2 separate regions of the Mus musculus genome follow, and region 1 is linked to region 2. Evidence: chromatin loops called from intact Hi-C (ENCODE). Cell type or tissue: heart. All regions are shown on one strand. Links, peaks and the distances in the headings refer to the core of each region. The heading gives the core; the rest is flanking DNA.

Evidence for each region. Peaks named below come from ENCODE experiments on the same cell type or tissue, not always from the same donor. Only the 100,000 strongest peaks of a DNase experiment are listed, where the experiment ranks them.
Region 1: a loop joins it to region 2, with 2.5 times the contacts of the local background. A loop is called at or near these places in 2 of 42 quality-filtered maps.

Annotation. Positions count from the first base shown.
Region 1 is chr11:111,648,097-111,658,998 of GRCm38, forward strand. It overlaps Gm30219 (a long non-coding RNA gene), which reads right to left. Exons shown (of 4, transcript XR_001780139.1): 1 at 10,892-10,902; 2 at 8,167-8,374. Among named protein-coding and RNA genes, the nearest start is that of Gm30219, 5.5 kb to the right of the region's middle. In heart, for the core only: a CTCF peak has its summit at 4,956 (motif pointing right); no DNase peak of the experiment used is centred there.
Region 2 is chr11:112,204,007-112,214,908 of GRCm38, forward strand. No RefSeq gene overlaps it. Among named protein-coding and RNA genes, the nearest start is that of Gm39461, 52 kb to the left of the region's middle. In heart, for the core only: a CTCF peak has its summit at 5,586 (motif pointing right); no DNase peak of the experiment used is centred there; H3K27ac peaks cover 304 bases.

The sequences.
Region 1 (10,902 bases), core at 1,883-9,882, 560 kb before region 2:
TTGTTCAGCTGTATATCAACCAGTGTGGGTTCAGCAGAGGTCTCCGCCATAACCCTCCAGGAACCCAAACCACCCAAACATCGTACGACAGGGATCAGGCTTCGGTTTAAGCGCTGCTCCCGACACACACGTGTGTTCCAGTCATTTAGGAAGGTGTGATTAAAAACCATTATGTGCCCTAACAGATGTGACCTTAAAGAATCTACTATGGTTTAAAAAAAAAAAAATAAAAAGGGGCACAAAGTATTGCATAGCAATAGTGGTTAGACTAACACCAGGAAAGTATTATAGGAGCTGAACCACACTGAACAACTTTCATTGATTACTACCTTCTGTTTCAAGAAAAATACCACGATGTTTAAGAATGAGATGCAATGTTCTTATCCCAGCCCCCTCTTCCCATCGCCCTAACTCTCATGGTTCTAATGAGGAAGAAATTGAACCCCACGGATGGTAGATTTTAAATCTTCTTCACTGAAGAGGAATTATTGGATTGCTACCATCTTCGTCTCTCTAGTCAAAGATAATTCAACCCATGTGCTATGAACATACAAAACAAACAAAATAAAACCATGGAGACCATTTAGAAAATGAAATCTCCTTGTTTTCAAATCTCCGATACACGCTAAAAGTCTGTTTAGTGATCTTAAGAAGTGAGTTAGTTATTTTGTTTTTCACCACATCAGTTCTGCTCTCGGGCACCCCTACTAATTCTCAGAATTCATGTAAGCATATCATAGTTTGTACATCTAATATCCCAACTGTACATTTATAAATCCCAACTACCATGTCAACAATGGTATTATACTGCAATGTACATGGTCAATGCAACAGCTCTGTATGTCTGAATCAACAATCTGTGCTGTTCATAAAGTTGGGCAGGATTTTCTGCTCATCTCACCAAGAATATTTTTTTGCATTCTTGATTTTATGTCATAGCTTTATGTCATTTATTTTTATTATTTTGTGTGTTTGTTTCTTTGTTTGTTTTGTCATGGAAAGGTATACCACAATATGTGTGGAGGTCAAAGAATATCTTGCGGGAATCTATTTTTCCTTCCCATCAGATGGGTCCTGGGGATTGGCCTCAGGATCAGAAGCCTATACAATGAGTACTTTTAGCCACTGAGTCATCTAGTCAACTGTCTAAGCCATTCTTTGAGTCTTGTACAAAAAAAAAAATAAAGTCTGTCAGCTTAAAACTGTGACTACTCAATGTACAGTCTGTAATGCCAGGTGTAAAATACTGAAAAATTATATGGGGGAAATGAGTCAGAGAGAAAGAACCATTGCTGTGTGAACACGAAGAACTGAGTTCAAATCCAGGCTCACAACTTTAAATAGCAGGCACGACTCAGAACATCTGTAAACCAAGGGCTCTGGTGAAGAGCAGAGACTAGAAGACCTCTGGGGGTTGATTGCTACCAGCCTAGCTACAAGTTCAGTGAGCTTCCTTATCTCAAGGGAAGAAAGGTATGATAGAGAAAGAATGTTAGATAACTTCTAGTCTTAGCATGCAGACACTCAACATATAAACACTTATAGACATAAGTGCATATCACACACATACACATGAACACACACATTCAAAACATATACATACACTATGTGTATATATAACAAATGCTTTAAAAAGTAAGTCAATTAGTTATATGATTGATTCATTTTAATAATGTTTGTTCTATTGAGACCAGAACATTCCTCCATTATCAAGTTGAAAAGACACCTGTGTTTTTAAACTTTAATATTATTTATATTTGATGTGCTTTCATGGTATTTATACATTTTTCAGTGATAGTATTATATAAAATTGTTTAACATTGGAAAAGATAGCTATAATTCTCTTATGTGGTAAAAACAGAAGCTTTAAGAGAACTAAACATATTATAGTTAATGTCTTACTATTCTTGCAATGTTTCGTTAAACTATTAACAGTTTAAAGAAACAGTCAAGTAGAAAGTAATTTATAATAAAATATGTTTAAAGTTAAAAAAATGTATTTATTTGGTTTCAATCGTACCCTGAATAACCGGTACATATAAAAGTATTCAATTCTGAAATTTAAATAGATGTGTTGCTTAAAATAAGCTCCATGAACATACTTGTCTGCATCTCCTGATTCCAACCAATTTAAAAATTACTTTAATGTTTGTAAAATAGGGGTCTGCTGCTATGGGTAATTGCAATGGCATGTAATGTAGGTTTAACATTATGGTGGGTTCCATGAAGTGGTATTGTAATCAAGAAACTAGAAAAGCACATCTCTTTATCCCTGCCTTAAGAAAGTCTCTCAAAATCTTAACAAACAATAGGGCAGAGTACGTGGATTTAGGTTCTCCATAACTTATAGCTTCTCTAAATATTAGTGTGTGCGAATGTGGATATGTATGAGTTGTGCAGTATGTGTGTATGTGTGTATGAGTGTATGCATGTGATGTATTTGTGTGTGCACACATGTGTGTCTTGTGTGGTATGTGGTACATATGTGTGTACATGAGTGTGTGCAAGTGCATGTGTACATATGAATGTATATGTGTTGTGTTGTATATGTGTATGTGTATATAGTGTGTGTGTATAGCTATCAGCAAAAATCAGAAGAAGGTGTTGGAGAACCCATAAGCTGAAGTTGCACACAGCTGTGGAGTTGGGACGCATGCAAGGGGGATGCTGAGGTCTGCACGCAGATCTTCTACAAGAGCAGCAAGTGTGCCTAACCACTGAGCCACATCACTAGTCCCAAGTCAATAATTCAGTAACTTCCACTCAGTTTGCTGTTCAATTGAATTAAAAATTCATAACAGATAATACAAGTTTTGGGAAAAACAAAAATTGTCATAGAGACAGGAAACTAAAGAATTGCTGCTGAATCAATGGGTCCAAGAAGACAATCTCTAGGATGTTAGGATCCTGGACACAGAAACCCAGTAAACCCCAGTGGATGCTGACAAAGTGTCAGGAAATCAACAAACCCTGCTGACAAAGACGTTCTAAGTATGAAGCATGCGTGTACAGTGGCTAAATGTGATTCAGAATCATGTGAAGTTTTATTTGTTATGGTTGTTGTTGCTGTTGCCGTTGATTTGATGTGCTCTGTGTTTGAGATAGGGTCTTACTTCATAGCTCCGGCTGTCCTAGAACTCACTAAATAGACAAGGCTGGCCTCAAACCTCACAAGGGACTGCCTGCATCTGCCCCACTGAGCGTTAGGATTTGAGCTATGCTTCACAGGACAGCATGATGCTAAGATTTCTGTGATATAAGGAGTGTTTTGTGGGGTTAGATATACAGTTCTGTAGCTAAGAGAACTCACTGTTCTTGCTCAGTGTCTTTTTCATTTCTTGTGCTTTCCCTCCTAAATGTTATGTTCCCTTCTTATCAAAAGGACCAAGAGGAATATTTTATTAAATCCAATAGCTTCAGGAAAGCTAACAGATCACTGAGGTGTCTTCTAGGTAAGACCCAGTGCATACCATCAGAGAATGAATTCCTACGTAGCCAGGTTAAACTTAATACCTTCCAAGTTTATGTCTTCAGTGTTCTCTGTTGACAGTGTCTGGATAAAGGTGTCATTGTGGGTCTCGCTGTATTTCCTGCCCTGGGCAAATATACTAGTCTAATTCAAAGCACTCGTTTTGAGTAAAAAGTAATTCATTTTCAATGTATGCATGTGAATGTTTGCTTGCATGTTCGCAGGTGTGTATATCAGAGATGATAGTTCTTGTTTGGCAACTTTAAAGGTTATTTAAAAAATTCAGGTTTGAAGCCTATTACAACTTAGTTTGGAAGGTACTGTTTGGTCATACTTTACAGGACTTACGTCTACAGTGGTTCCTTATAAATAAAATATTTAACAGTCATGAATGGATCAGATATCGGACCTCAAATGATTTTTCTCTTCAAGTAAACAAATTGAACTTATTATATTTCATGCATTTTGAGGTAACAAATGACTTCGTGGGATATAACAGGAAACCAAGCTAATTTCCCATCAGTTGCTCTGTTGAAGATTGTCCTACTGTAATATCTTGTAATATTTTCATTGGGGGGGGGCATTTGGGTTTATTTTAGCAGAAATTTGGAGTAGAAGTATTCCACTCTGACATGATCATTCATTTCTGTCTCAGGACCTAGGTAGATTTTAATAGATGGGATGAGAGAAAGGACTGTTTTTGTCTCTCAAGGAATTGCTAAACCAGATGTGGTAAAATGAGGGGGAGGCTTTTAGATTTTAGCTGAAAAGCACTATCTAGACAGACTAAAAAACCAACAAACTGACATCAAATCAGTAGCTAAGCCAGATAGCAGTGGGTATGTCTGAATCCACCGCTGGTCAGCTAGTTACAACTCTCCGAGGTTACTTTTCCAGGTCACTTCTTATTGTGTATTTGTGGAGGATTTGTGGTCCAAGCAAGCAGATGACCATCTGTTTCTACATCAAAGGCATCCATCTCCAAAGTTGCTCACTGAAAACGGGGTCAAGGTTGGATTTAGTTCTGCAAAGCCACACAAAATGAACTGCTGGTTTTAATACATTTCAAGTTTTAAAATAGTTTAGTCTGTACGATATTTGTGTATAAAACAAAAATACTAGATTCATGGTATTATAATTAGTTCCTCTGGATCATCATATTTCATATTTGACTCTTGACAAAGGAAAAAAGCTACAACGTCACCCTTCAAAGATGATCTCTAAAGCCTTCTTTTTCTGTTTCAGTAGATTTTAAAGTGATAATAACATTGACTTATAATGACCTTGATATTAACAACAAAACATATTTTACAATAAGATGTTTATAAATGAATATTGTTTGTCTGGATAATAGGAGAGCCTTCTTTAACTCTGAGGTTTTTCAAATTATCATTTACTCAAGGTTTATATTAAAATCGAAAACATCAAAACTAAGACACTTGTCTAACCACCTATCCTCTTCAAAGATGCATAAACACCAGAACTTCCACTGGATTCCAAAAGAGGGCAGTGGAAGTCCACAGATGTGTTCAATGGTGTTGCTGGGGGGAAAATATTCCCTGAAAGAAAAGTTTTCTGAAGAGTAACATGTATTAATCCAGCTACTTAAGGAAATGAGAATTATGGCACTTAATTAAAGAGTATTGACGCCATCTGAAATACCACCTCCCAACCGCCACATTTTGTATTCATTAATGATAAAAAGATATAGATCAGGGACTAGTCAAGGCAATCTTCTTATAAGGGTCAATGACTTATCTCTCTTTCACGATAATCTTACAAAATTATCCTTAAATAAAAAGCTAGTGAGCAAAATAAGAGAATTTTATGTGGCGATGTTTGCATTCATTATCTCGTTCACAAAGAGAAATGTTGCTAAATATTTCCTAAAAGCTCATACTCCTAGGGATACATTTTTTTTTCTCTTTTAATTAAATGATTTTAAACCTATAATTTTAAAAGAGAGCAGATCTCTAGTTGCTGTTACATTTTTGCCAGTGATATTCAGCCAGGGTTTGAATTTTATAGCGCACATGAACAGAAATAGATAAAATAGTAAGTGACCAGTTGTCCACTTTTGATAAAGTTCTTGCTTTTTGAATATATGCATACATTACATTTGAAACTGAAAGTTTCCCCAAGACAGATACAACTTGTTTAAAATAGAAACCTTAACTTAATTTGTAGAATAATATAGCTAAAATGTCTATTTATGAAAATTTTTTTACTGGGTCTTTCTTTGTCAGATCCCTTATTCATGTCTTCTTTTTATTTGATGTTTTCATTTGTTCCCTGTATTTTTTTTTCCTCTGCAGACTTCAAAACATGTTTAGTAATGGAAATAAATGCACATCATGTCATTTGGATCTCTTCTGGAATTGATGCTGCTACAAAATACAGCTTTTTCTTACATTTGAATTAAATTACTGCCTCCATGCTTTTGAAAAGTTACAATATAACATTTTTATTTCAATTCTCCATTTCTTTTGTACTTGTAGAGCATTAGACACCAGTGGGTTAATCATGTAAGAAATATAAGCAGCCATTAGGAATATATCCCAATGAATCAGACTTTTCTTCCCAAAGACATGCTATTGCCCTGTCTACACATCTTCCTCCCATTTCAAATACAAGTACATAAAATAGGTGTCTATCTCACTTACAAATGTGTGTGTATATTTCATATTAAAATTATATATTTTACATGTGCTGTATGTACACATATCCCCAACAAGTTTTAGTAATATATATTGTGGACTCCTCCAAGTCTTCGTCCCTTCACTATGTAATTTTTAACTGACTATCCATCAGTCTAGCATCTGGACTCAGCATTATTCATTTATTCTTCCCTGTAAATGAATGATATAACTGAAACTATTGTAGGCAAGAGATTGAAAATCCATCCAAAGCGAAAAGCGTTCTTTGATAGCCACTCAACATCCTTTGACTCGTTACCCTGACTTGTTAAATGAGGTTTATGACCAGCCTACACAACGGGCGAGTGACTACTAAAAGTGGTGTTCTGTGAGAAGGCAAATACTGACGCTATGGTTTTAAGGATGAGATCTGCATTTCATTGATGAGATTTTAGGAGCAGGAACAAGGTAGAGGATGGTACTCTTGATTCTGAAAGTCCCTACTGCTCATGATGCTTTGTTTTTGACCAGGTTTTGCCCTGGAAAGTCACAGAGGGGTCAGAATGATGCCATTTCCCGCCATGGTCAGATTCTCTGAACTATTTGCAAATTCTGATTTTTGCACCTATATAAAAGACAAAGTTATACTAACTCTGTCATTATACATATCATAAGCATACATTGAGTAACCACACTTAAATTTCAGCTACAAGATAATGAAGAACTTGTCAGAGTTGGTGAGAGCTGATATTAAAGGAAAGCTAATGTCATGGGAAATTATGTATTAAAGCTTAGGTAGAAAGGGCTCAGCTTTCTGCCTTATCCTGCCGAAGTCACTTTTAACCACCTCTTAGTTCCACACCCAGATAATACCCTTTGCAAACCTTCTAGAAACAACTATGTATTTGATAACATGCACAGATGAGCATAAGATTAATTGAATATACCTGTTACTCCTATGTATATATATTTAACATACTCTCTTTATTGAGATTACATATATGCCTGTGTGTATATGTATATATAAATGTTATATATCATGTATTTTATTATGTAATTTATATAATATAATATAATGTGCATAATATATTTAACTCTATTATATGTTATATGTAATATAATTTATATAATATATTTAAATATTATAATTTACATTACATATTATATAATTTATATGTTACATAAAATAATATAATACTTTTCATTGGCAGACTAAAATTGTCTGGAACCAGAAACAGAAGTCAGAGAAGTAGTATTCTAATATCATGTATGAGGAAACAGGAATGGCTGAGGTACTGATGAGATATTGCTGAACGTCAGCCACACATGCATAGGAAGATGAGAATTAAACCCAGGTCCTCAGGACAAACACTAGTGTACACTCCCACTCCATCACCCATCATAGTTTAATATGTTTTTCAGCTTAAATCTATCTACAAATAATAATATTTTAAATGATATGCAAATATATAATATTATCTGTACAAATAGTCACACAAAACACATCCGTATGCACAATTGTAAGTGACTATTCTAAGAATTCGATATTTTTTTACACTTGGGCTTTGAGATTTTTTTTTTTTTAAACAAAAATAATTTGGTGTCTCCTTTCTCACAGTCAAGTAAATGAAAACATGATTACACATTTGAATTTCACAGGTTTCCCATTTCATACTTGGAGTCAGGCTGTGTGTTTTGTTTTGTTTTGTTTCTGTTTTCTTTTTTACAACATTAAACACTGTTAAATTTGCCCTGAAATTGCTGCTCCATTCTAGAATGGCATCTACTTATGGAAAGTCACTTTCTGAAATGAGCAGGGGAGACTTTTCTTCCCCAAGGATTCTAAATCCAAGTTGAACCCGAATCTGGACAACTCAGCAGATAAGTGTTGGCTTGAATGAAGTGGATCACGGGTTTGTCTAAAACCGGAAGCAGCCTATGCCTGCTTGAGACTGCCCTCTCAACCAGAGCTGCAATGCAGGTTCTGCTGACACCCGCTAGGGTCTTATACCAAGGTCTATGCTACCTTCTTTCTGCTTCTGATTGACACGGAATGCTTACCCTGGATGCAGATGTTTACCCACAGGAGGCTTTGTCGGAGGGAGGGCAAGCATAGTCTCTCATATGCTGGTATCAGAGTGAGGGAGTGCTGGAACCTGAGTTGCAGAGCTTGCTGAAGGCGTTCATTATAGTGAAAACCCAAAGTGGGATGGAGAGCCACCTGAGAATGTCAGAAGTTCAGTAGGAAGAGTAGCTCCAGGTGATCCCTCTTGATGAGCACCAAGCAAAGGACAAACAAACAAAAGCCCAGTAGAGGATCAGATTAGTGGGGGCTTGGAGGCTAGATTCTTAGTCTCTATGTAAGAAATGTTGGAGGCCATGATAATGCTAACTTAGAGATTTTTTTTTAAGGAGTATGTGAGAAGGGCCAGACCATGATGGGTCATACCACCCTGTGCTAGTGGTCCTTGGTGCTATAAGAAAGCAGGCTGAGCAAGCCACAAGGAGCAAGCAAGTAAGCAGCACCCCTCCATGGTCTCTACATCAGGTTCTATCTCCAGGTTCCTGCCCTGACTTCTTAGCCTGACTTTCTTCCATGGTGAACCTTGATATTTGGAAAAGTAAGTGAAACAAACCTTTTCCTCCACAAATTGCCTTTGGTCACAGCATTCATCACAGAACCAGGAACCCTAAGATAAGAATGTTATTCTCTGTTTCCTCCTAAGCCAACAGTGCAAACCCTGGGCTCATTTAGTTCTCAGATGACACCGCGTAGTAACTGGCACACCTTGGAGTAGGAGGCTATTGGTCTGTTGGTTCAGATGTCAGGAGTGCCTACAAATATTCTGCAAGGATACAGAAAGTTGCTTCTATAGAGGTCAGCTAGACCCCCCACATGTTACATTATCTGAGACACCATAGAATGACAGCCACCTAACTGTAAGCTGGTGTTGAAGTGGGAATGTGTGTCCTTAAAGAAGGATGCTGCCTCGGAATATGAGTTACCAGAGTTGCGATACAATAATCACAAGCTTTAGGTTATCCTTTCTAAGCTCTACCTTTCCTCTGACGTCTCCAGATGCTGTCAATCATTATGAAAACCTGTTGTCTTAAATATGGCTGCCGAAATCAAGTGTCAAGTTAAACAGGACAGATATCTAAATTACACATCTCAACCCATTCACAACCTACCCATAACAAGGCAGTGCTTCCGTGTACAGAACTAGTCATCATTAAAATGTCATTTTAAAGAGTTTGCTATGAGATAGGAGGGATGCCTCGGGTGTAAGAATGCTTATTGCTTTTGCAGAGAACCTCAGGTGGTTAGTTACTCTCACTTACAGGAGTAGGCCCAACCACCCATAACTCCAGTTCCAGGGGATGCTATGCTCCTTCTGGCCTCTGCATGCACATGATGCACATATATACACTCTGGCATCCTCCCCCAAACTAGCTAAGCTTATCCCTTATTTCTTTATTATGATGTCTTTTAAAACTTTATTTTTGACAATTACATACATGATTATAGTATATTTATGACCCTGTGTTTTATAATTCCCCTTTCATGTCTTTTAAGCAGCTCTCAACTAGTCCCCCTCCTACTTGCATGATATGTGTGTGCGCGAGAGTGTCCACACGTGCATGCGTGTGCTCATCCGTGCGTGTGCTTTTGCACGCACACTTGAGTGCATGCATGTAAGGGCAGGTGTTGTGAATTCACAAGGGCACCGATCCTGTCATGCGCAGAAGGCAGCATGCTATAGTGTTCCTCCTCACCCTTCATCTCCTTCAGCCTTTCTTCTTCCTCTTCTATGAGATCTGCCAAGCCTTGGAGGGGTGATACAGATGCCTCCCTTAAATGTTTGTCTTAATGACAAAATTTAAACAAAGGACTTGAACACAAAATGTAAACAAGTCAATAGAGAAAGCAACAGACATTTCAAATTAGGAAATGACCAAAATTAGCTGTCAAACTTAAACATTCATGTGTCTGATAACGAAACGTTTGTTTGCTTGCTTGCTTTTGCCTTTTGGTTGTTGTTTTTTGTTTTTTGTTTTTTTAATTTCCCCTTTCTCCTCTCTTTTAAGGGAGCATATTGAAAAATGTATGAAAAAAAGCATTTGTCAGAGCTACACTGCGTTCCTCATTAGGGGCTTTCTTCTCCTGGAAAGCTTTCGGGACCTCTCTGAAACAGACATTGTGGGGTGTGAAACTGTCAAATGCAGACAAAAGGCTTCCAAGGGGCCTAGCCTTGCGTTAGAAGGCGCTTGTTTTCTGTCTCAGAATGGAGCTTGCCTGTGATGAAGTCTGTTTTTTCTAAAACTTGGCAACAGCTGACTGGTGAGGTTCGGTCTTGGCCGGAAGTCTTAGCTACAGCGGTGGCAAGGGTTAATATGAAACCCACCACAGCATTTTGCACCGTCTCCCAGGAGAGCTCGCAATGGATTTCCACTGCCACTGGACATAATGGCTCGCAGCTGCAGCAACCCATGGCAACACTTGATATTCCCGTCGCTAGCAGACCAGGCCCTTTGGTAGAAATGAAACAATCGCTGGTACTGGGCTGAGTATTGTAGCTGGGGTCAGAGTTCCTAAGCCACAACCTAAAATGACCTTTCAGTCCAAACCTAACTTTCCCAGCTTTTGGGTGGATCCCTTATCTAGCCAGTCAGCCTGTGAGCCAGTCAACCCATCACCTGTTTAGTTTGACAAACTGAGGATAGAACTTAGGATCTCACACACGCTAGGCCAGGTTTCTACTAGCAAATTGGATCACCAGCCAACCTTTCTTTTCC
Region 2 (10,902 bases), core at 1,998-9,997:
TTTCCAAAGATATGCAAATACAAAGAAGCTTAAAGGGGGAAAAATATGCTATTGATGACTCTTCACACCTGTTGCCTCATGGCTGGCACAGAGCCATCCAAAACAGAGCAGGTAGGCGGTGTTTATCTCCTTATGTCTCCTCGGGTTTCAAAATAACTGATTTTTGAGAAGGGATGCAGCTGAAATTGTTCTCAGTGTCACTCAAAGGGAACTGGATGCAAAGAAGGCACTATGGGAACAAGAAGGAAACAAACAAGCCAGGAGTGGGACAGAGGGAAGGTGGGGGTTTGTTGGTGTCAGCAATAACGGGGAGTTGACGTTTGTTGCATGTTAATCACACAGTATTGTCTCCTGGAAGTGACATAATCCTGCGTGGCTTATAAAATCACAGCCCATTTTTGGATTGACAGGTCACATTAGATGGTGCCTACCCGAAAGAAAGAGCAGGAACCCTCCCGCTTTCAATTGCTCTGGGCAGGAGAAATGAGAAACCACTTCTTTGTATTAGGCTTGTTGGTACTATTCTCTGGGAGGCTGTGTAAGAGTCATAAATGGTATCGTTTGTAGCTGCTGTTTATTGACAGGGTACCATGGAATCCTAGTTACTGGAGCCTAAACATGAGGCAGTAAGAGCCATTTATCTCTGTGTCTAAAGAAACAGGAACTGGATCTCAGAGAGGTGAAGCCAGCTGGGTGTCAAGGTCACACAGCTGGGGATCCTTGCACTTTGAATTCAAGCCACCAGTGTGACTACAGCTTGTATCTAATAAACCAACTACTCCATTTATTAACTGGTCAGCTAAGACTTGATGAGTTTAATTAGGTGATCTTCAGACTTACTGGGAGGGCAAAATTTTATATTTTCTGAAATGTTTATTTAACTGGACAACTTTCCCTTGGAAATGGGACCCTTCAGCTGGAATGACGTTATAAGTGAATACTTAAATCAAAAAACACCTCTTCAGTCGGCTAGTTGTTTTAATATTGGAATAAATCTTAGGCAATGGCCATGTGTGATAAGATTAGATAATCTCCTCCTCCCTCTTCTCTCTCTCTCTCTCTCTCTCTCTCTCTCTCTCTCTCTCTCTGTGTGTGTGTGTGTGTGTGTGTGTGTGTGAATTTATGTCAGTGCTAGAATCATGCATGATAAGTTAAAATAAAGGACTCAGTCACTTGCCAGAACATAACATTCCAATGTTCTATACATTGGCTTCTGAAGGACATTTCATGGAAACTTACGGTTGGTGCCCTTAGATTCATCTTTTTAATCATCTTTTAAAAAAATGACTTGGCAGTTTTTAGGAAACAACACTCCCAGTGAAAGAATATAAATAAGAGAGAAATATAAGAACTAAGCATGTAATGGGAGTAGAAGAATGTTTCTCTTTAAAAGACATAAACTACACATGGTCTACATATGGGTTAAGGGCAATAGTCCTGACTTTACTGATGCTGTGTCCCTCTAGCAGAGTGTTGTCCAGGAGCTACTAACAATTTTTACGTTTAAGTGTCCACAGAAAGACTCACTACTGACTTGCACTACTGGTCTGTGTTTCCTCAATCTACAGTTCTGTAGCCCCAGGGACATTGAATTTGAACCAGTTCTACATTTGACAACAGAGTTATAATTTTGGAAATGCACTTCACAGATAGCTTTTGCTTTTCTGGTTGGGTGGCTGCTATCCTGTCAGTATACTTCAATTGTGTTCCCAGATCCTATAGATCTCATATATCACTGATTTATCACACATACCATTGATTAACTTAGAATTAAAATATTAAAAGTAATTACTATTGTAAGACCTCCTGCATTTCCAGACACCTCAATTCAGAAAGGCCAAAGGGCAAGATGTAACTCTGAGCTACAAACCTGAGAGGCACTATGATGTCATCTGCTAACCCATGTGGGTACTGATGGCCTCAGTAACTAGGGACTGGCTTGTATTTTGGACTAGCCAACTGGGTGCAGTGTCATTAGAAAGCACTCAATACATTTGAATGAACATATATGTTATACATTTATTGCATGTATAATAGAGAGCTTTTATTATAAACCCCAAAGGAGAAAGTAAGTCCTTCATGCATTTTTTAAAAATTTATTTATTTATTTATTTATTTATTTATTTATTTATTTATATGTGTACACCACTGCTTTCTCCAGACACACCAGAAGAGGGAATTAGATACCATTATAGATGGTTATGAGCTGCCAGGTTGTTGCTGGGAATTGAACTCAGGACCTCTGGAAGAGCAGTTGGTGCTCTTAACCCCTGAGCCAATCTCTCCAGCCCCCTCATGCATGTTTTAAGCAGAAAGAATTACTTCTGCTTTTCTACCAGTAAACCACCAGTACACAAAGAAGCCAAAATGTCCAATAAACTTGGGCAACTATTGTTTTCAATTTGTTTTTGTTTAGCTACTTCCTTGTATTCAAATTTCAAGACATGTAATGCTCACCATGCCTTAGGAACCAAGCAACACAGTATATGAGCCTTGGTCTTAGGGCCACAAGGGACCTTTTGGGTAAGATTAGATGGCTTAGGAGACCTCCTGTTCACACCCTGGTGTCCTTAGAAATGTGAACCATTACCAGCTCCTAACATTTTCCAAATCTGGTTCCTCTAGGAGGTAGCCACCACTTAGTTTCTTCAGTTTCCTCCAGGCCCATACTGGCTTGGCCCTGCCCTGCTTCCTTTGTGAGAACTGGCTTCCAGCTCACCTTCTCCTGCAGAGGCTCTTTAATTGGCTGCCTGATAAATGACACACTGTATTCTCTTTTTCTTTTTTTATTGGGATAATTCCCAGGCAACTGATTGGTTGCACGGAAATGACAGTTACGAGAGGATTGTTGGCTGGGCTGGAATCTCGCTTATTAACCCACACAGGTGGGACTGGCATTTGTCAGGCCGAGTTTCCTACTGCATCCATCTCTCTTGCTGCCGGGCAGGCCTCTGGCTCGTGTCAAGATGTTGAAAGTAAATTCCTCAACACAGAAGAAGCCTGAAACTCAACCTTTTCTCTCAGGCTCTGTTAAGGGAGTTGATCGAATGGGGGAGGGTACAAGGAATTATTTGAAGAACTCAGAACTCCAAAAGCAAGAATGGATAGATCTGAGAGATGGGGTACAGACATGGAACCATATTGCATGATGGTTTTAGGCAGTGAGGCATAAGTAAATTCCAAGGACAATGTCATTTCTCTGGAAAATCCTATCCTTATCTTGACCTTTTTGCAAAATCAAACCAGTCTTTATGCCCTTCTTGTACCATATCCGTGTGTGGCCAAACCACGTGTTTCTTCTTCCTGTCAGCAGAGGGCTAGCTTATGTGGAGAGGGGAATTTTTCCCTTGTAGTTATCTACATAACCCAAGCCTAAGTCCCTTTTGAAGGATTAAGCAATCCTTACATGTTATGTATGATCCTTGGATTTGTTTTTGTTTGTTTGTTTGTTTGTTTGTTTGTTTTGATTGGTTGGTTGGTTGGTTGGTTGGTTGGTTGGCTGGCTGGTTGTTTTTCTTATTGCAAGAATACCCTATATGCTTTGCTGACAACATCCAATTTTAGACACATGAGCCAAGGACAGCTGAAACTGGCAACAGAGACATCCCTCTTTTCAACCGGAGGAGGTCAGCTTTGAATCAGTCCCATAGTTCCCTTTAATCCATGCATATGTTCAACTTGGCCATCAGTTAATCTAAGCTAAGCCTATAGACATCTTCCACAAAACAGATATCATGAGTCCTTGTCATCCTCGTGTTCTTGAGTCATCGAAACACATGATAGCACAGTCTCAATACAACGTTCTCTCTAGTATCTGATGTTATCATTATTCCAGAGTCTCAAAGAAAATATTGTCATAACGTTCAGTTAATTAAAGAAATATTTGTGGTTGGGAAGAAGGCTCAATTTGTGTGATTACCACTGCATAAGCTTGAAGATTTTGGATCCCTGGTTCATTCACAGAGCCTTGCAAGGCTACAGGTGCCTATACACAGGTATGGGAGGTAGAGTTTAGGGGTCAGAGACAGAAAGATGGCTGGAGCTTGCTGGCCATCCACCTTAGCCAAAATATGATAACCTTCCAGAGTCAGAGAGAGAGACTCTGCTTCAAGGGACTATAGTGGAGATGAACAGAAGTAGGTACCCTACCTCCTCCTCTGGTCTCTGTAGAGACCCACCTGCTCGATTATACTCATACACACAGCATATGCATAAACACACAGGAATAAAATTAAATAAATTATAAATTCTCACATTTAAAAAAATGTGGTGTTAAAGGAAAAGAAAATATCTTCTTACTTAAAACTGGGCAAGGAGGAGTGAGCCTAACTTGACTGAAACTCCTTCAGTGATACTTGTGTTTTGGTCCCTCATTATTTTGACATTCAATTCCTTCTTCTCCCAAATCCTAAGACTGTATTTATCTAGTAGGAGTCTAGCACTCCATCACTGGGCCTGGGTGGCTCCCTTGGGACAATCCTTGCTATTTGTTTGTTCTTCTGGCTCCCTCCCTGCTTTCTAATCAGACCTCAACCCCCCCCCCAAAAGAATGAAAAGGCAACTTGAGGGAAGACATCTTCAATAAGACCTTCAAAATGATACCATGTACGTTGGTTGCTGCTGTTTCTTTGCTTGCCATCCCTGTCCCATGCTCTTCATCCAAGTATGAATTTGCAGACATCTTCGGTGTTAATTTTACTTCTGATTTTTTTTCTTAAGGCATTATCTGATGCCACAAATCCCCGGCACATGGTAAGCTCCGAGTTCTTTCTATATTTTATTGCTACAAATTAATAATACTTTCATTAAATAACTCAACACATTAAGTGATTAGTACTTGCCTTCACAATATTGCCAAGATAATTCAATTAAGGACCACCTTGGAAGCAATGGTTACTGCCATTGGAAAAGGTATAAGTCAGGGGGTTAGAAATCAGGATTATTATTTTTTTCTCTCTGCCATTTATGGACCAGTGATCCTGAGTGTACTTGTCTTTATGTTTTGGAAGACATGGGAACAAGACAAAAGTAACTCTTTTATGCATTCCTTCTTTCTCTGAAGTTGTCTGTGTACTCTGCTTTCAGTAATTAATCACAGCTTGTTGACTGACACTGCTCCAAGCATGGGTTTCGTTGCCCTTTTCGGTCTCCCTGAGCATCTCCTTATCTTCAAAAGATAGCCTGGCTTTCTGAAGGTCAGATCATTCACAGAGAAACAGGTGATGTTGGTTGGAGGGAGGGAGTGCCTGAGACAGCACGTAGCATTCAGAAACAGAGTGGGAGAGGCCACTGAAAGAATCCTACCAACCAAAGGAGAAACACGTCACCACAAGGAGCTATTTTGGGATACAAGGGCCAGAGAAATAGTGTACAGCCAAAAATGAATAGCATGCTGTCAGCTTTGCCTTTTAATAATAAAATAATTGAGGGGTTGGTACAGTTAGGGGCCTTTTAAGAAGTCTAGTAGGATGCTTCCATTAGAAGAGGAAGGAGCTTTAGAGGAAGAACTACCCTGTGTCTTTTTCTCAGGACTTTTCTCAGATGTCCTTCCCTTTCTCCAAGGCAAGGTTTTTCTACAACATCCCCTAGAGGGCGCAGTGACTCTCTTCCTCTTGTGTTCCCGGTAAGAGACCTTGGGCAAATAGACTTTTAGAAAGCACCCTCATAGAGAGGCAAAGGGGAGGGAGGAGAGGGCAGATGTGGGATGGAGGGAGGGCTTGTGGAGGGGTAACCTGGAAGTGGGATATCATTTGGGATGTAAACGAATAGAATGATTAACAAAAAAGAAAGAAAGTAAATGCGTTCTAAGCAAACTAGGTTCAACTAGTTCCAATGCATCTGTGAACAACCCAGACTCAAGTCTTGCTTGATAGTTTTAGTGACTGACACAAAGTGACACAAAGTGCATACCACACGCATACCTTTTTCTGTTCGCACCATCTTTCAGTTTGGACATATTAATAGATTTCATCTCCAGTCTTCACTATCCAAAGGTTGACTCCCAGAGTAGTAGGTCCACTGGAATTTTAATATTGACTCTGTTATCTCATTTAAAATCAGTTTAATCTGTCTCCTTCCCCAGATAAAAGAGTGTTTAAAATGTTTTCTACTTTCAAACTACAGCCTATTAATCTTAATGTAAGTGGTTTAAATTTTCTGTGGCAAGATTGTTTTGTGTAGATTGCCATTCCTCATATGATTTATAAGCTACATCTTTAAGGTAGGGTGTGGTCCCGTGTTTCAGAACTTTTCAGGCCCAGACGAAAGGATTGTGAGTTCAAGGTGGCATGGGCTATCTAACAAGAAACATTCTCAAAATAAAACAAACAAACAAACAAACAAACAAAAACATGTGCCCTTTAAACAAAGGCCTTTATTTTCTACTTGTGGAATATTTACTTATTTATATGTAATAAAAGTAGCACTGAAGAAATACCTGAGGTGTGTTTGCTTATTCAAAAACAGTAAGGATATTAGTATATCTCTCAGAAGATTGTCTTGGAAGCAGATGGGACCATTTACAAGAAATTCTTGGCAGAATGCCTGTCAAAGCCATATATAGTAAACAATTGGTAAATACTAGCTATTTTAACATAGCTTGTGGCATAATTCTAGAACTGTTTGACAAAGGATAGCTTGGCATCCAAAAGGTGTATCATACATTACATATCCATTTTGTTTATTGTTGCCTTTCGGTGGTCATTATGGACTCAGTGCATCTAGTTCACATACAAGGAGCGACTAGAAAATGGTTGAAATCACACAGACATATGGCTTCGTTTGACTGACTCAGTGGTTAGTTTGAGACTGAGAAACTGTATATAGCTCCTTTCATTTTAGGAGCGCCAGAATAAAAGATTTGATATGGAAGATTTTTACCACTTCCATTAGTGCTTACTCAGGTTCTCTTTCCTTACACAGCAACAAGATCATCCCTTGATCTTGACTAATATAACAATAATCAAAACATTCAAAAATGTCCAGGAAGTCCTATGTAACCAAGGCTATCTTCAGCTTCGCTCTATCAAAGATGATCTTGAACTTCATTCTATCTTCCAGCTTCCATCTCCTAAGTAAAGGGATTACAGGTGTCTACAATGATGCCCAGTTCTTAAAGGGCCGGGGATGAACCCCAGGACTTCCTGAATGCTGGGGAAATCACCCTTCCAATGGAGCTATGTCCCCAGGCCCTTAAAACCTCATCTTTAGCTCAATCACTCAATTAGGATCGAAGGACATGGGAGTCCAGGGAGAGCCACAGCATTGTATCTGCAAGCTTGTTCACTATCCTACTGTGGTGACAGAGGGCTAGATGGTGGGACTCAGTCATTTGACATCTGATACCCGGGATCTCCATGACTAAACATATCTTGTTCTATCTAGGTATACATATCACCAATTAAGTTCATTTAGGGTTGCTCATATGTGCATGAGTTTGGGGTTGACCACCTACGATGGGGAAACATAGCAGGGTGTTCATCCTGGGGAAGACCAACTCTCTCTCTCTCTCTCTCTCTCTCTCTCTCTGCAGCCATTGAGTACCCATAGATCTTCATGGGTGAAAACTGTGATTTTTCCCCCCATCCGTGCCGCCTTGTCAAATGCAGCTCTTGTCTATGCAACCATATTGTTGAGATTTATGCTTGGTGCAGCTTCCAGGTAAACTCATGAATTGGAGAGAGGGCATTGAAGGAGCTGGAGGGAGGGAGGGGGATGGAAGATATAAAGAGAGAGTTCATAACTACAGTGCTTACCTATGTGTGGAGTTCTCAAAGGTAATTTAAACATATAAAGGGCTCACAGCTAGAACCTGGCAGCAATGGGGCAGAGTATCAGTGCCTTCCTAGTTACATTTTAGAACTTGCCAGGTGAGCAGGTGGTAGTCATATACTGTTGAACTGCTTCTGTCCAATCGGACCTGCATACCCTGACCACTTAGCCACGCTCTTCTCCTCCTGTCCCCGTCTGTACATCTTTCAACCTTTGAAGCATAATTCCACGTCCTCAGGCACACGTGTGTCTCTGACCCCCTTTCCTTGTTGCTGCTTCACAAACCAAGGCATACGTGATTTGTGGCTTTGGCACCCTGGTTTGGGTTTTGCCCTTGAAAAAGTCTCCAGTTCTCGTGTGTGTGTGTGTATAGCAAATGAAGCATATGGATGGCATAATTAGTACACGGCGGATCATGCTGTCACCCTGGACTGCAGGCACCTCAACGGAAAAGCGACTTAGGAACAGCACGTTGTATTTTGCCTCTTGTAACCTCCCTGAGTCTTCTGTTCCAGATGACAAGCACAGAACTGTGGATTGCGTGGGTGCTTGACATTAGGTTTTATTCCAAGCAAACTTAATATGCTTACATAATAAAACCTGTATGCTAGATCTGAAGTAAAAATGATTGTCTCAGGCACTGGGACACTGGTCACTGCTCTCCACCTGTCCCCAAAGCACCACTGTATCAAAGTAAGGAAAGGCTTTGCCAAGTAAGAGAATACCCATTTCATCTGTAGAATACAAAAGTGCCCTTTGTCTCCTGGGATGCCTGGATAACTTATAATCACACCCACTTAAGCTGAACCTAGAAAGTGACCCAGGACAGGTGCTTCAAAGGTGAGGTCAAATCTAAATTTGAGCTAAGATGAAGAGGCATTTGATCACAAAGATGACAATCTGAGAAGCAAAGAAACTCATAGAATACATAAGAACTAGTACCAAAGGGCACAGCATGATTTCTGAAATCCCCAGAATGACAAGTGTACATCATCATGAAGCACGTGCTCCAGAGAAGGAAGGCAAGTGTCCTAAGGCATTTGCTCGCAAAGAGACTTGATATGTTTTTAAGTTAGAATAATAATTTGATTTGCCCAGCATCAAGAAGGCCCTAGTATTTCTTATGAGATCTTCAACACTAAACCCCAGAAAGACCCGAGTACACTGGGATCAATGGTCGGTGCGTGACCAAATCAACCAGAAAGTTAGGAACAACTCAGCCAAATTATCTTGCTTGCTTGGTGGGATCATTCCACCTCCTCTCACCGCAGAGGTCCCTGCCACCGAGGTCCCCTGCCACCGAGGTCCCCTGCCACTGAGGTCCCCTTCAGAGAAGGTCCTTAGCCGAGGGATAAGAAAATACACATTCTAAAAATGGTTTAAGTCAGAAAGTAAAATTGATATTTAATGGATTTCTTTTCATTTCATCCATGTATTTAATACTTCCGCATTGCCTCCAGACCGTTTGAATTAAAACGGACATTGCCGGGAGGTGGAGCTTGCAATGCCTAACTCTTTGCAGAATTTCTAATTTTATGTAGTGATTTTTTTTTACAGCCCATTATAATAAAGTGAGTTGCATTTATCACACTCTAACAACAATAATGAAACCATGAGCGGAGCAGTAATTGACTCCAATAGACATTTATCCTTTGGCCAGAAAAATAACTGAGATCTCATGCTGCCGAAAAGCTCCTTTTTACGATTTGTACATATGAGGCTGCTTTGCCAACCTCAAACGCCTATTGATTAGATTGAATAGATGGGATAGTGTGCTTTGAGCCTGATTCCACCAAGGACTTTGGAAATAGAACGGGGGGGGGGGTGGAGGTTAATGCTTTTTCTTCTGTGCATTTGTAAGCTGCAGAACCCAGTGGCTTGTCTGCGCCTACTATAACAATTATTGTTGTGAAGCTTTCTTTTCACAAGGCATTGATCACAGTTCTCTTTCAGAATTAGTTTTTAACATGCATATTCCTATGGTATGATGTTACTAACACTGGTCACAGTGATGCACTAGGTCAAGCCTCTATCCCATATTCTAGGACCCAAGCAATAGACAAGGCATTTTTTTTTCTTCTGAGGACTGGTCACACTTCTGAAGTCAGTGGCACTATGTACGACTGAGAATGAGAAGTAGGCCCCTGGGTTGGCCAATCATTGCTGGTTAGGATAGCATTGCAATGTCACCCTTCCCTTACAAACACTGCTGCCCATCAGCCCCGGAACTCTTCCCAGAGATGGTAGAATTGAACACTATAGCCACAGTCCCAATGTCAGTTCACAAGCTCCACTCCCGTACCACAAGAAAGGAGTCATTAGTAGTATTTGAGCTAATCCATCAAATGTCCCTTAACATCTCAAGCTGGAGATGGTTCTTTTGCATAAACAATATTAAAAAGAGGGGAAACTATAAGTTCTCCATCATGTTACTTTTTTAAATAAGCCTACTTATGGGTAAATTTAAGAGATGCAAGTTTTAGAGGCCTAGAGACATGGCTGAGTTGATCAAGTCCTTGATGCAGAAACATGAGGTCTTGAGTTTCCATTCCCAGTACACACATGATAAAGTTTGGTGCACTAATGTGCACCTGTAATCCCATCTCAGCATTAGGAAGGTAGAGACAGTTGGACCCCAGGGACTCCCTGGCAACTAGCTGAATCAGGCAGTGAGCATCAGATTCAGTGAGACATTCTGTGTCAAAATGGAAAAAAAAAAAAAAAAAAAACGTAGGTGGGAAAATAAATCCTACTATGCCAAGATCTCACACAGTGTGTCTTCCCAGAAGTCTCATCAAGGTGAGGCCAGCCCAGCTGGCCACCAGAATTGCCATTTCCAAAGCCAGATGAAGAGGTGAAGGAAAATGAATCGATGGCTTTCATGTACATTTTGTAGGTGCTTAATCAAACCACAAAAGAACCAAAAATTAGAAAAATTAAGTAAACATGACTTTGTTTTATTCTTTGTAATATTATTGAGGTGACAGGCTCATGCAATGGCATTTTCTGGTATCATGTACATCTTACAAAATGCAGAGACAAGAATCAGACCAGGGTGCATCAAACCTGCTGTCATGTGATAGATATACTTAGGTCTGAAGCACTAAGCAGTTGGTGGCCTACCTCCCATGT